Regions from separate parts of the Mus musculus genome. Here all the other regions are linked to region 3. A link is a loop called in an ENCODE intact Hi-C map of the cell type or tissue named here. Cell type or tissue: heart. All regions are shown on one strand. Each heading gives the region's core, and the rest is flanking DNA. Links, peaks and the distances in the headings are about the cores only.

What was found. A loop is a pair of places that touch in the nucleus more often than their neighbours do. Peaks named below come from ENCODE experiments on the same cell type or tissue, not always from the same donor. Only the 100,000 strongest peaks of a DNase experiment are listed, where the experiment ranks them.
Region 1: a loop joins it to region 3, with 2.4 times the contacts of the local background. A loop is called at or near these places in 7 of 42 quality-filtered maps.
Region 2: a loop joins it to region 3, with 2.9 times the contacts of the local background. A loop is called at or near these places in 7 of 42 quality-filtered maps.

The regions. Positions count from the first base shown.
Region 1 is chr1:134,109,441-134,112,831 of GRCm38, forward strand. It overlaps Chit1 (chitinase 1 (chitotriosidase)), which reads left to right and starts at 1,802. Exons shown (of 12, transcript NM_001284525.1): 1 at 1,802-1,922. It also overlaps the pseudogene Gm8618. In heart, for the core only: CTCF peaks have their summits at 1,816 and 2,018; no DNase peak of the experiment used is centred there.
Region 2 is chr1:134,105,403-134,108,793 of GRCm38, forward strand. No RefSeq gene overlaps it. Among named protein-coding and RNA genes, the nearest start is that of Chit1, 4.1 kb to the right of the region's middle. In heart, for the core only: a CTCF peak has its summit at 1,565 (motif pointing left); DNase peaks (open chromatin) are centred at 1,469 and 2,659; H3K27ac peaks cover 62 bases; H3K27me3 peaks cover 421 bases.
Region 3 is chr1:133,735,007-133,738,412 of GRCm38, forward strand. Atp2b4 (ATPase, Ca++ transporting, plasma membrane 4) reads right to left here. Exons shown (of 20, transcript NM_213616.4): 5 at 2,984-3,112; 6 at 1,610-1,645; 7 at 42-203. Among named protein-coding and RNA genes, the nearest start is that of Mir6903, 10 kb to the left of the region's middle. In heart, for the core only: a CTCF peak has its summit at 1,427 (motif pointing right); a DNase peak (open chromatin) is centred at 1,525; H3K4me3 peaks cover 394 bases; H3K27ac peaks cover 624 bases; H3K27me3 peaks cover 248 bases.

The DNA of each region.
Region 1 (3,391 bases), core at 446-2,945, 370 kb after region 3:
GACAGTACAAGAAAGCCCACTTGGGCACAGCCCTGAAGGCCAATCCGTTTGGGGGCGCCTCTCATGCAAAGGGAATTGTGCTGGAAAAAGTAGGGGTTGAGGTCAAACAGCCAAATTCTGCCATCAGGAAGCGCGTCAGGGTGCAGCTCATTAAAAACGGCAAGAAGATCACAGCGTTCGTGCCCAATGATGGCTGCCTGAACTTCATTGAGGAAAATGATGAAGTTCCGGTTGCTGGATTTGGTCGAAAAGGTCATGCTGTAGGTGATGTTCCTGGAGTCCGCTTTAAGGTGGTTAAAGTAGCCAATGTTTCTCTGTTGGCTCTATACAAAGGCAAGAAAGAACGGCCAAGATCATAAAATTTGACAATGGAAACATAGGAATAAATTTTCATATTCTGAAAAAAAAAAGTTTCTAGCTGATTCTGGGAGTCTGGTGGGGTTAAAAGTAAGAGTATGACGATGGGAATGGTCATGGTGGCTCAAGAGAAGTCATCGCACATCCCAGACTATCTGGGTTTGGAAGAAGAGGGGCTGGGGGTGAGTGAGGGTGGGTGGGTGGGTGGAGGTGGGTGTTGTGTATGTATGTTCCAGACTCCACTACGTACTGTACGTACTGTGCTTCTGAGGCTCCAGTTAACAGTCTTCTCATGGTAAGATACATACATCTTCCAGTATTCCCCACCACACACACACACACACACACACACACACACACACACACACACAAAACCCTGGAGGACTACATTTCCCAGACTTCCATCCACTTAGGTATGGTCATGTGACTGGGTTTGTCCAATTAGCAGCAAATGAATGTATCAGGGCAGTTTCTTCTTTTTAGTTTGTTTCTTTGAGATTCACCACCCCCCACACACACGGTTGGCCATATGACTATGAAGTCAAGGACAAGTCTAAAACTACCTAGCTGCTCTGTGTGTGTGTGTGTGTGTGTGTGTGTGTGTGTGTGTGTGTGTGTGTGTTGGGGATTTGAGTCTGAGGGTTCTTATGCCCACACTCCCCTACCATAGTATGTGGGTTTGAGTCCCTCTGTGTTCCTCTGTACCTTCATCAGCTATTGCATGAGAAACATTACAGCCATCTCTGCTTAAGGATGGAAATCATTGTGCCATTGGGTGCTTCTCCTATTGAGCAAACAATAGTGTGTGCCTACTCACGCCTAGATGATGTCAGTCAGCTGCCCTGCCTGTCAGCTACCCTGCCTGGCCTCTTGCTGTAGTCAAGAGATATGGTAACCGTGAGCTGGATGGGGTGGCATACTCAGGACGTAGCAACATATGGCTTGTAGCAAGCTTTAAAAAAAAAATAGCAGCAGTTAGGGGCTGGAGAGTTAGCTCAGTGGTTACGGGCAATGTTTGTTCTTCCAGAGGATCTGGGTTCAATTCCCAGCGCCCACATGTCAGCTCACAATTGTCTGTAACTCCAGTTCCAGAGGATCTGACATCTTCAGACAGGCAGGCAGACCAAAAAACCAATGCTCACAAAATAAAAATAAATAAATTGGAAAAAAAAAAAAAGCTGGGTGGTGGTGGTGACACAGGCTTTTCTTTAATCCCAGCACTCAGGAAGCAGAGGTAGGCAGATCTCTGTGAGTTCAGGTCTTCAGCTAGAGTTTGAGAATAACCAAGGTTACACAGAGAACCCTTGTCTCATAAAAACAAAGCCAAACTGTGGTAGTGTGGATTGGCCCAGGGAGTGGCATTACTAGAAGGTGTGACCTTGTAGGAAGAAGTGAGTCACTGTAGTGGTGGCCTTTAAGATCCCCCTAGAGGCCGGAGGATGTCAGTTTCTCCTGACTGCAGTTGGAACAAGTTGTAGAGCTCTCGGCTCCTTCTCCAGCACCAAGTCGGCCTAGACAGTGCCATGCTTCTCACCATGATGATGATGGATTAAACCGCTGAAACTGTAAGCCAACCCCAACTAAATGCTTGCTTTTATAAGAGTTGCCTTGTCTCTTCATAGCAGTGGAAACCCTAACTAAGACAGAAGTTGGTACCAGAGACTGGGGTATTGCTATGATAGGCCTGACCATGCTTTTGTTTGGAGGGTGATATGAATGGTGCAGACCTTGCTCAAGGGGTTTCAGAGGAGAGGAATTTTAGTATGTTGCTTGGAGAACATTCTTATGAAGTTATGCTGAAGAACGTGGCTGCTTTTTGCCCTTGTCTGAAGAGTCTGCTTGAAGCTAAGGCGAAGGCAAAGAAAGAGAATCAGATTAATTGCATTGACAGAAGAAGTCTCAGAAAAGCCCAGCATAGACTTTGTCCTCTGGTTCGCTCCCATGAAGAGTGTTTTGATCAAGTGTAGCAAGCTTAGAAAGGAAAAATACAAAATGGGCATCGGGAAGTGCGATGTAGGTAAATCCTGTGTTTGAGGAGATAAACAGATTAAGGGAGTGGTGATTTTCAGCAAGCTACGCTTATTGCTTGTGTGTTTGCAGTTGAACAACAGATAGTTAACCTTGTTGAGACTGCTATTGACTATGGGGACTTTTGAAGTTGGACTAAATATATTTTGCATTCTGTTAATCTGGGTATGGCCTCCATAGACTCATATGTTTGAACAAGTTTATGGGGCTAGGGGGTAGAATGTGGTGGTTTGGATATGCTTGGTGCAAGGAATGGCACTCTTAGGAGAGGTAGAGGAAGTGTGTCACTGTGGGGGGTGAACTTTGAGACTCTCCCCCAAGTGACCTGAGGATGCCTTTCTTGACTGCAGTTGGAACAAGATGTAGAACTCTCAGGCCCTTCTCCATCACTATGTCTGCCCACATGCTGCCATGCTTCCTACCATGATGATAATGGATTAAACCTCTAAAACTGTAAGCCAGCCCCAGTTAAATGTTTGCCTTTATAAGAGTTGCCTTGGTCATGGTGTCTCCTCACAGCAACGGAAACCCCAACTAAGACACAAACAAACAAACTAGTAGACCTGTGCCCTAAAATGACAATTAAAATAAATCATAACCGATGTGGCCAGAGCTTTCACTTGTCCACCTAATAGACAATGCCCAGACAGCTATCATCACAGAGTCTCAGGGGGCTGGTGGGTTTAGAATTGAGTGTCACATGCAGGAATCAAGGACTTTACTGTGCTGGTTGAGGCAGGGAACCACACCATGGAAAAGAAGCCATGGGTACACAGTAGCTCTAGAAAGAGGTCATTCTCTGGGGCTTCCCTCCTGCCCACAAGCAGCACAGCCAAGCCCTCCATCTGTGCCACTGTGGGGCTGTAAGGAACCAGGAAACAGCACTGACTCCCACTCACTCCATAACCAATACCCGGGGGGTGCAGAGAAAGAGGCTCCATTTTAACCATCAATATACTTGTTTGTTTTAAAAATCCTGGGGCTGGAGATGGCTCAACAGTTAAGA
Region 2 (3,391 bases), core at 446-2,945, 370 kb after region 3:
GTTTAGTGACTGATGTCTCCATCAATCAGGGAAAGAAGGTGGGGGCTTGAGCAGCTGCTGTGTGCGCAGTGCTGAGGACTTAGATGCGGCAGAGTTAAGGCACCTTTCCCCGATCTCCCACACACATCACACACCTCTCATGTGTGAAGTGACCCTCCTGGAAGCCCTTCCCTCTGCCTTGCTGGGCCTCCCTGGGAAGAATGGATGCCCTAAGCTGACAAATGCCCAGCACCCCAGGCTATGATGTAGGACAGGGTGTAGTCTCAGGGTTTCATCCCCAGCACCCAGCCTGTGTGCACACACTTATACACTCTCCCTACACCAGCCTTTTAGACATATTTGCACACTCACCACACGGGATTACAGTAGCAGTCTGTTGTACACCTGTCTCCTGCATATGTGGTTGCCTGAGAGCCAAGCCTGTAGATGTTAGCCAGGTAGTGTAATCTGAAGGTGGAAACAAAACAAGCTACAGAGTTATTAAGCCAAGACCCGACCTGCTGTTCCTCAGGAAGTTGGGACAGCAGAGGGAGGGGCAGAGGCCACTTAAGGAACTAGTTTAGGCTCGACCTGAGAATTTAAATCTACAGGTGTGGGCAGTGCACTGGTTGTTTACACAAGTTTCTCTGAGCTCACCTTTCTGCTCTTCCTTGCAAAATCAGTTTATGTTCAAAATTATGGCAAACTGTAAAGCCCTGAATTATCAGGCCTACCATGTGAGCCACCAGACCCTGAAGGACAGGAGTAATAGTGTAGCCATCTCCTGTCACCTGCTTGGACACAGGGTAAAGGGTGAAGGTCTGGGTTACATCACCTCCTCTGGAGGCCACTGGACTGATCCTCTCCAACACCTGACCCTGGTCAGGACTTCCTCCAGGGCTTTTCTTCCACAGGGTTATGGTTCAATGACCTCTTGTTCTATAGGTTCCTGCCCATGCCCCATTTTGAAGAGGAATTCAAGATGACCCTTCCGTCAGTGTCCAGGGAGAGGGGATGGGTTCAGGAGGGGCAAAAAAGCAGTGGAGAGGGGCCTGGTCAACCTTTCTTGCCTGCCTCTCAGATTATGCCCATCCTAGATGAATGTCCCTCATGGGAATCATTCATAGATCCCTCTCCTGCAGAAGGTATCTGCGCACATGTTCTCTGTCTCTGCAGAAGGGGACCTGGCCCTGACTCCACAGTTCCCTTCTCCAAGATTTGGGATCATCCTGGTGGTCACAGCCAGAGTCCAGGATTTAGGCTGACTCCCCTGCACACAGACAGGGTTATACATGCACACACACACACACACACACACACACACACACACACACACAGAGAGAGAGAGAGAGAGAGAGAGAGAGAGAGAGAGACTCCCAATCACAAACACTCTCAGAGGAAGTCAGAGTGGGAAATAGTGATTGTCTTTATAAATAAACATCCAGGCTCAGTTCAGACTTCTTGGAACGACAGGTTCCTTTTCTGGGCTGAGTCACACCTGGCCTGGAGCGTACCTATTCAGACAGGTCCCTCCCCATCAAGTGCCGCTTGGGACCAAAATGGAGGTCTTCCTCCCCCTGCTGGTCACTTTGAGAACATACCCCAAGATGGGCCCATTAAAAGCTGGGAAAAGTCTCACTCTATGGAGAAGATGAAGGATGTAGGCGCCCAGTGATCTCTTTCTTTTTATTTTAGGAGGCAACAGTGAGTTCTGCCCATCCTTCCAAAGTTAGGCGTCCTCTCTCTGCTGTATGAAAGAGATGCTGGTGTTCAAAGTGCTCACAGAGAGTTACAGGCAGCTCATGTGTCAGCCTCCTTCCAGATCTTGCCCTATCAGCCAACACTCCTCTTTTCATTTAAAAGTTATCATCATCACCATCACCATCACCATCATCATCACCTCCACCACTACCACCACCAACACCACTATTATTTATTTGTTTGCACATATCTGTGAGGACCAGAAGACAACACTTGGAGCCAATTCTCTCTTCTCACCATGGACCCTGGGAATTCATCTCAAGTTTTCAGGCTTGGTAAGCAAATGCCTTCAAGTTCAGGTTACTCACCGAACCATAGCCCTACTCCCCGGCACTTTTCATTTTAGTTTATTTACAGTGTACGTGTTTGTATGTGTGCGCTCACATAAACATAACACAGTGGAAGGGCGAGGGGTCAGAGAAAACTTTGGTTCTCTACTTCCGTCGTGCGGGTCCCAAAGTCCTTTCTGCCATGTGGGCCCCAAGTATCAAACTCGTCATCAGGTTACCTTAGGCATCTTTATCTACTAAACCATCTCACTTGCACCAACTCCCTTCTTAATTCCACCCCATCCCGGCCAGCTCTGAACCATTTCCCTATTCCAATCCCATTCTGCCAGGAACAGCTGAGGTGAGCAGACATCGATCATTGCTGACTGACTACTCATGAGGTGGGTGGAGACAGGAATCCACAGAAAAAGCCCCTAACAGACCAAGGGCCTGTAGGGGGTACTTAAGTCTGGGACAAGAGGTTGTGACATCTCTCCCATGAAGAAGCTTCCATCCAAGGGCAGTGGGGTTGGGGGGCACCCCAGATGACCAGGGAGCACTGAAGTGCATATCACATACCCAGGGCATGGCTGGAGGTCACGTAGAATCTCCTCAGAGAGCGTGGGCCAGGCCTGTCTTTACCAGGGGACTCCTGGGCACCTTCCCTCTGTGCTCAGCATGCCCAGGGCCATGAGGCCGCTCGTGTCTCACACAGTCGGGACAGAGCACACGTGCTGCTTTTCATGGGACTGGCTGTTTGGTCTCTGCTCGCTGGACCTTCATCATCAGTAAGTGCTTTGACTGAGTTAGGGGCTGGCTCTCCCCACTCCTATCTAGTCCTGGCTACCTGCAGCATGGGCTCCAAGTTGGGACGTCATATTACCTCTCCAGGGACCTTTGTAGGCTGTGTGTCTGCTGGAGTGAGTGACACGCAATCCTCAAGGCTCCTGTTGTCACCTAGGAGAGGGTTTCTTTTGGTCACCTTTCCTCCTTGGTTCTCTCGTATAGTCAAGAGCCACCCTAGAATAGATCAACCTGACACCCAGGGAACCCGGGGAAGATGCAGCCCAGTGATTACAGGACAAGGATCTGAAGCCATTGCCTGGGACCCGGGTCCCACTTCAGCAGATCAGTGTTATTTTGGGCAGCCAGAGCTCCATCTCTGAACCTCTGTTTCCCGACATATTGTCAGTCAGGAAAATAGTCCTTACGGCCTAGCGTTGTATAGAAACCGAATGCATCAGCACAGTGACATGGAGGAATGTGAGTACTATGTCAAAAACCAGGGTCCATAAAGGATAAACAGGATATTTTGCCAGAGTCTTAATTTTATCAGAGAGGGGGAGGGGCTCCCTTTGGAAGTAAACCAGAAAAATGTACAA
Region 3 (3,406 bases), core at 328-2,827:
TCACATCAAATCTGCAATGGGAGGCAGGCTTAACCACTCACCCGCCTTCCCGATCTGCACAGCCAGGCGTGTGAGTTTGCCTTGCAGCACCGACTTCTCTTTCTTGGGTATCCTGGCTATTTTCTTCTCCTTGTCCTCACTGTCGAGCCCCTCTTGGCTGTTGAGTGGCTGGATTTCCAAGGCCACTCCATCCTGGGTCTTTGCTAGGGTAGACACACGGACAGAGCAAGTGAGCAGGCAAGAATATAGCAGTGGATGGCAGGCAGGTGGAAGGCAAGATGCCCTTCTGTCTCTTCCTGGAATGTTCCTTAGACCCCTGACTGGTCCTCACCCATGCCAGACACAGGACTCCACTAGGGCCTTTGGGACATGTCTGACAACTGGAGATGAGGTCGAAGATGCTTCTCGGTCTGGATTTTCTCTTTACCACAACTTCCTGGCATCCCTCAGAGCCACAGGCCAGGTTTATAGCAACAAGGGGATTGATCACACCATGGAGGCCATCTATCCCCTTACTAAGCATCCTCTCTGGAATCCAGACCTTAAAACAGGGAATGTTTACTGTAGAAAGGGATCAAAGGGCTGATGTTTCTAGAACATAAGGGCCCTAGTCTATTCTGTTAAAACCCACTTCCCCCAATCAGGGAAGAAAGACAGATGCTCACCCCACCCCTCCCAAGACCAAAGTTATTTTTCAGCTTCTATAAAAGTTGAAGGACAAGGGAAGAAGGAGGTACAGAGCAGGACCTGAGTTGAGTATTTTGGGGCGGGGGTGGGGTGAAGAATAGAAGCTGCTCTAAAGACACAGAGGAAGGCAAAGCAGAGAGCACGGGCACATCAAACCCAGGATTTCCCCTTTGGAAGAAGAATAAAGAGACCTGAAATTCAAGTTCTTTCTCCTTAAGCCCGGGTGATCCAATATGGTGACTTTATTTCTGAAGAATACTATGATGTGTGTAATGGGGGAAAAACTACTTTAGGAGCCATGTCAAGACTACTTCCTGCTGGTCCCCGTCCCCCTCCAACGTCACTGTTTGCTTAGGAACTCCCTCCTGAGTTACGGTCTCTTCTGTCGGATGCACAAACAAGACGGAGATGGGATGCAGACACAGCCACCAAGAGAAACACAAACCATATCAGGAGGAACAAAACAGACTGTGGTGAGAACAAAGAAAGAAGTGGGCAGAGAGGCAGAGGGAAATGTCTCTTTCCAAAGCCTCAGAGCAGACGAACAGAGAAGAAATACAAACCAGAAGACACCCATGAGGCGGCTAGCAGAGGAGGGTGCAGGGACTGCCTGGCCAACACCTTCCACCGTGACTTCCAACCCAGAAACTGCCGCTGCCGCGGACAGTGAAGCAGAGCTCAGCGCTGAGAAGAGCGGATCGGTACCAAAGAATTGTGGACATTGCTTCCTCAAGCTAACAGCAGAGGGTGCTGCTGTTCTGCCTGAAGCCCACCCCCAGATCTCTGCACCATCCTCAGGATGAGGCACTGGGCCACAGCAGCAGATAACAGATTATGGAGAGGGCAGGGAGGCAGATGGCCTGGAGAGGTCTGGTTTGAGCGTGGCAGGTAGAGATGGAACGTGAGTGGGTGGAGAGGTTACCTTTGTTGCGATTTTCAGGGGCTCCTTGTTTTTTACCTGTTTGAACAAGAAAGAAAAAGCGGGGTGGAGACCCAAAGTAACTAGAATAAAGAGATGATCTGATATCCAATTCTGTCCTTTCCCAGCACAGAAGGGTGACAGTGAAGGAGGAGGTCTGCGGGGCAGGGAGATACTTGGAACGGAAGCTCACGTCTCTGCTCAGTCATCCTTCCTATCTCGATTCAAATGGATCCCTGGGAGCCAAGCATCAGACAGCTGCACACACGGTCATGCCTGAGCTTCTCCTGCAGCTAGGAGGGAGGATGCTCCTGTCTTGAGTCACAGCTCTTGAGAAAATGAGGGTGGGAGTTAGGGAGAGAGAGGCTGGAGATAGCTGTCTGTGGCGAGGCCCTAAAATGCATCTTCAGGTCAATTCAACAGGCCCTAGGCAAGCTTTCTAGGTGTTCAGCTGAGGGCAGCTGTAAAAATGAATAGTTGGGTTCTGAGAGAGTGTTACTCTTTCATAAGCTTCTCTCTACTAAGTACCTCAGATGATTCTCAGCCAAGTGCTAGAAACCCTTTTCTTCCCACAGGAAGAAGGAATGCTCAAAAAAAGGCCTGAGTCTGGCTTTCACATCTGGGTCTCTTTCTCCTGATGTTCCTACCTCAGGAAGAAGTGAGTGACCAAGACTAGGGTAATTGCGGGATGAACATAGTCTCTTGGCTCCCTATCTTCCAGCTGTGCCTGTCTTCAGCGGAGAGCCCACAGTTTCTGTGGGATCCATGTTTTGCTTTAAGTCACTTCCCTCTTAGCTGGGATAGTTCATTTTTACCCCTCAGTCCTTGAGGAAGAAGGGAAGGGAAGAGGAGGACGTCATGGAGGCAGTTTGGCTGGAGCTCTTGCCTGCTCTTTCAGGCTGGGCTACCCCTCACAACCTACCGAAGACACAGGGACTGAGGAAATGCAATCTGACCTGAGGGATTTGAGTCAGGGTTCGATGGTTTTCATTGGTGCTCCTCAGAGACACAAGGTCGACGAGTGTGTGTGTATGCACGTGTGTGTACCTTCATATATGTCTATGTACCATGGGTTTGCCTGGTGTCCACACAGGCCAGAAGAAAGCACAGGATTCCCTGGAACTAGAGAGCTGTAGATGGTTGTTAGCTGCCAATGTGGGGCCTGAAAACTGAACCCGGTCCTTTGCAAGAATATGTGCTCTTAACTACCGAGCCACCTCTCCAGCCTCACAACTGACATTTGCATCTTGCCTAGGAGGCTGGGTATCTGTTGCTTTGTCCCGGCAGACTTTCCTAACAGCTCTTCCGTCTGGATCTGCTCTCCGACCTTTAGTTCAGTCACAGGGATGAGAGAATCTCATTCGGCACGCCCCTTACCTTTCTTCTTCTTGTCATCATCATCTTCTTCCTCACTAGCTCCTAAGAGGGTGAAGATGATTCCAGTCTGGGAGTTGACCCCCACAGCAGTCACTACCATCCGTCCAGAACCTTCCATCACGTGAGTCCCTACAGAAGGGAAAGGAGAAGGCAGAGAGGGATGAGTGCTGTCTGATGTTCTTAGCTGTGATCTGTTAGGAAATACAAACATAAGAGCATGGTGCTCCCTTTTCTCTGTGGATTGTAATTAATTTAGTAGGCAGCAAGAAAAAGCTAGATGAGCCTGTTTAAAACAGGCCAAGGAGACAGAGGTTAAGGTTAACATATTAACTTTATGCCATCCTCTCAAACAACAGAACTCCTGTAACACTTAATGAAAAACGTCTTTCAGGTTACTGACATCCCTGCATCAGGAATAACCAC